Regions from separate parts of the Homo sapiens genome. Here region 1 is linked to region 2. Evidence: read pairs that join two places in POLR2A ChIA-PET (ENCODE). Cell type or tissue: PC-3. All regions are shown on one strand.

The links. Peaks named below come from ENCODE experiments on the same cell type or tissue, not always from the same donor. Only the 100,000 strongest peaks of a DNase experiment are listed, where the experiment ranks them.
Region 1: POLR2A ChIA-PET joins it to region 2 with 6 read pairs; 2 of 35 experiments call an interaction of 5 or more read pairs at or near these places.

What each region holds. Positions count from the first base shown.
Region 1 is chr7:84,041,105-84,043,604 of GRCh38, forward strand. All of the region lies in intron 6 of SEMA3A (semaphorin 3A), which reads right to left. Among named protein-coding and RNA genes, the nearest start is that of SEMA3A, 150 kb to the right of the region's middle. In PC-3, no CTCF peak of the experiment used is centred here; a DNase peak (open chromatin) is centred at 1,307; H3K27ac peaks cover 2,500 bases.
Region 2 is chr7:83,853,974-83,856,473 of GRCh38, forward strand. No RefSeq gene overlaps it. Among named protein-coding and RNA genes, the nearest start is that of SEMA3E, 210 kb to the left of the region's middle. In PC-3, no CTCF peak of the experiment used is centred here; no DNase peak of the experiment used is centred here.

The sequences.
Region 1 (2,500 bases), 190 kb after region 2:
AAAAAATAAAACCAGTTTTCAAATATATTGCCATTAATGAGTTAATTTTTATTCCAAAGCTTTATTCATATTTCCTTATTAGTAATTTCAAAAAACTTGCTAAAAGTCTTTATGTTCCTTAGACAAAAAGTGACAGAGAAAGTATGTCCTTGATAAAGGATATCAAGTGATGGTATATTTTGGTAACTTTTAGTTCTTTATGAAAAAAAGATGTATTTAGTGATTTGATTAAATGTATTATTATTTAGAGAGTAGAATAATTTCATGGTGTATATTTATTGTTTAAAAAGATACATTTATAATGGCTGTGCATTATTTGTTGGGACGAAAATGTTTCTGAGTAATAGATTCTTGAGGAAACAAAACTACTAAGTTGTGTTTAGGTATAGACATAACTATTATTCTAAAGTTTGCATATTTGAATTTTCAGCATAATTTCAAGAAAATACCTTAAGTATTCTCATTTTATTTCTGTGACTTTATACATTGATACTCCAGAATTGCTAGCTAATGCATACACTACTTACTCATAGAATACATAATTCAAACGTTTTAAAATACTGCATTCTTGTTTTCTTCTTTCATTGACTATAAAAACTAAGAGGACCTTTGTTGTTGCTGTTGTTTTAACTGAATGATCACTCAGCTTCTCTAACACTCATCTGCTCAAATAACCATAAAACAGGCTTATAGAGGGCTTTTTCCCCAAAGGTCAGCAAAATACTATAACTTGCTTAAGCCAAAGAAATAATCAAAAATGACATCATCGTTAAGTCTGACTTTATGCAAAACTAGATGATCTGTTTTAGTTATTAAAGAAAATGCAATTGGATACTCTGACGTTTTTTATGTCTCCAAAGATAGTAAGATCGAAATAGTGTATTAAAAGAGCTGTACAAGTGTACAAGTGATTTGAGATTGGGTATCTGGTAACGTGTAATGTTAACTTGCGTATTCATAGTTTATTTGCAGTCATATGTTTCATCACTGGGTCTAGTTTTCTAAAAGCGCATGTTGTGGAGAAATTTGAATCTTAAGAGAGTACGAAATATCCTAGTACATGACCACAGAGGAAGCTACGCTGATTCCAATAAGGGCAGGCCATCAGGGTATGAATATTACAAGTGAGAGGAAGTGAAGTGATGACTTGCATACCATTTCAATTACAGAAAAAGAGCAAGTGAGTTAGTCTATCTACAGGCACGATCCTTTTAGGAAATTCCACTAAAAGAAAACAGGTCTTCCTGAAATGAGTGGGAAGGCGTCACACTCCAGGCATTGTAATTAGGTCTGTTTGTGTTCCCCAGGCCTTGGGATCCATGTGGTTTCATATATTAAACCCGACTCTGGCTGCCCTTTCACCCTGACTCAAATATAATCACTCACAGAGTGAGTCAGGCCAAGCTTCCTAAGCGTGCTCCACCCAACAGAAGTGGGATAAAGGATACTCAGATAATTAGCATTTATTAAGTGCTTACTACATACCAAGAACTTGCTCAGTGTTTTTTATACATTAATATGTGGTCGTTTTTCCACAACAACTATAGGAGATAGGTAGTACCTCTGTTCATTTTATTAATGTAAGGGCCAAAGTAAAGTGAAACCCTGCCTCATTCTAAAGATAGTCTTTCTTCCAAATCATGTATCATCCCACTATTACTCCAAGACATAAACAATATTGGAAAACAGTCTCCATCAAATAAGAAAAATAAATGTGAGCTAGAAAAATAAACTGCTCTAATGAATGGTTAATATGGACAATAACTAGGTAGTAGTATTTTCATACTAAATGTTAAGATATCATTATGATAACAGCAGCATAAACTTATTTGTTTCCTTACTATAAATATACACAGAACAATTTTACTTTATTTCCACATTAAGCTGAAATTGGAATTGAAATTTGAAATCATATAATACTGAGAGAATTTATGTAGTACAAGAAAAAAATACTGGTACATCATGCCAAACCCCTAGCAGTATATTTTCTGAAATAAAACATTGTTATAACATTTAGAAACCCTAAATTAGGGTTTATCGTAACTAATGAAGATGTTTTAAGAACGTTATTACATGTTAAAATGTAAAATACACAACAGACTCCATTGTCTGAAGTTTCTTAATCTGAAAGTGTTATTCATTCCTAAATTTTCCTGCTAAAACTGAATTTAAACATTTATTGGCATTATCATATAAATTTTCTAATTATGAAAGTAGTGAAACTCCATTTTAAAAAATCAAGATATTTCAAGTTACAATTTTAGAGAACTGTTTGGTTGTTTGCTTTTCCTTACCAGGAACAAAAATTAAAAGTCATCTAAAATAGGTGAACTGATTCTTCCAAAAGAGTTGAACTGATTTGAGAAAAATAAAGTCCTATGCTGAAATTAATTTTAATATTCCTGAAGACCTTTAAAAACTACTTTGCAAAGCAATGTGTTAATTCTGGAACACGTATGATTGTATAGTCTATGCTGATGCCTCAAAACTCATTTATTTT
Region 2 (2,500 bases):
AATGTGTTTCTGGAACAAATATGGGTATCTTCAGTTTTGGAAAATAGGGAGTTTCCATAGGGAGGTGATTGGATTGGTAAAGGAAAGAAGATAACAGCTTAAGAATAGATCAGCAAGAAGGATAACATTATGACCCGAGTTAAAGTATTCAAACAAAGACACTTCAGTTCCTAAGCTAAGAGAGATTAAAAAAATTAACTCTTGCTGTAAACAAGAAGAATGTGATGGTAATTATAACACTGTGTTTGCAAGAGTAGGTTGAATTGCCAGGAGGTGAAATTGAGGTAAAGCATCAACTTTTTCATTCTTTTTAGATTTTTAAAAAGTTTTATTGTTTCTATTAATACTAAGATAGAACATTTTGAACTCTGTGAGCTTAGTTTTAAAATGTAGAGATCCCACAACTTCAAAATCAACCCAATACTAGATAATCATCCATAGTTTCAGCACTGGAAACAATAGGAAACCATTTACCAAGACTGTTCTGAAAATGTGGAGTGGGAAGTATCAAATTAGCTCTTAATTCGTAACTAGTGGCTGGGTGAAGAGCTGTAAGGGCAGAGAGAATGTCATGGGGTAGAAACAGAATCTTAAGAGCAAATGAACACAGGTGTAAGGTGAATCTGGTGGCTAATACCAAGTAGCAAAATCAGGAGGGGCTGGAAGGGACAAGTGCCATATCATATATACGGGTCAATGATGGAAGTCAAATAATCAAAAGGAGTCAGATATTATTACATAACTACGGGCACACAGGTATTCAAAGTAAGGATCCGGGATATTGAACCAGTGGAAGCCATGGAAAGCTGAAGGTCTGTACAATCAAATGTTTTTTTGCTGACAGATAGGTAGTGTGCTTTGGCTGCCTTTCATTCTTGATTGCAGGTGTTTCTATCTCTGGATTTCAAAGTTTCAAGACTTTTGTCTTACACAAGAGTGTGCCAAGTGTAGCTTAAAAATGCTAAATGCCTTGCACATTATAGGTGCTCAATAAATGTTTATTTAATTAAATATTTATTTAATTTAGTTATAGTATAGCATGCCAATGAGTTGCATGTTCTCATATAACCAAATGAGAAACATGTGTTATTGATCAATAGCTATTTTATGGGAGGGAAGAAAAAAGAAAGGAAGGCAAAAGGAAAGAAAGAGATGTAGAAGAAGAAGGAGAAAGAGGCAGGCAGGAAGGAAGGCAGGTAATAAGAGACTTACATTTTCTAAGTCCGATGTCACAATATTATTCAACAAAGTTTTTTACGTGGCTTCAAAGAGGATAGAAAATATAACTCTGTGGCTGTGAATGTTATAATTTAAAAAGTAATAATTATAATTAATAAAAAAATTAATAAAAGTAATTATAATTAATAAATTAAAAATGTTATAATTTAAAAAATTTTCAGGATGGAATGCTTTTTGTGGATGAATAGATGGAAGGATAACATGACAACAATTATTTTCAATCCCCAGCTGGAATAATCTATAGAATAATGAGGAAGCATGTAGCAGGGACAGGGAAATCTAAACACCAGTGAAATATACGTATATATAATGAGGCAATGTAAGTGTGAATGACTCTTCATACTTCATTTAAAGCAGGTTCACTGTGCACTAGTTACCAATTTGTCTGAGTTTAGTGAGATAGAATACCTACATACACAACAAATTACATGAGCAGATTCATTGCTTACAGATAGTCAGGAAGGGACAACAGAAGCTTAAGATTCATTGCCAACTGAATTCCCCCAGGACCCAGAAAAGCTGCCCAAGGGGGATGGAATCTTACCTTCATGGTCCCCACACGAACTGCAGCTGAGAGATGCCAGAAGGCAGCCGATCCTGAGCTTTATGCACTGGGGTCACATGAACCACGGGGGAAAACCTTGTAATAAATCCTTTTCTAGAGGGAGGCTGGAACAGAGCATGAGGTATTCCACTGAGGTTCTATCTTAGTATGTTGTATTTCCAGAACATTGTACAATTTTTCTTGAGAACAGGAGAGAAGAGGGAGAACTGGATTTGTTTAAGGCCACCTGGAGGAATTTCCAAAGTCTCATGATATAAATTCAAAATTAACTATGCTTAAAAATTGAAATCATCATAAGGCTAGAAGATGAGATGAAAAAATATATAATCATTAAAATGGAAAGGCTTGTTTATGAACCAAAATCCAATTACCACAATAGAAAATATTAATCAAGTATAATTGCATATAAACCTAAACCATCAACAAGAAGAACAGCTAAACGTAAACTAGTAGATCTAAAGAAGACCCAAGAGAACTGCATGGCCCAGTGACCGGAGACCAGAGAAATTTGGATGATTCAGCATATCTAAATGTAGAGAGGTAGCAAAGACCAGGTGGAAAATTGTGCTTTTTTTTTTTTTTTTTTTTTTTGAGACAAAGTCTTGTTCTGCCACTCAAGCTGGAGTGCAGTGGCACAGTCATAGCTCACTGCACCCTCTAACGCCTGGGTGCAAGTGATCCTCCCACGTCAGCCTC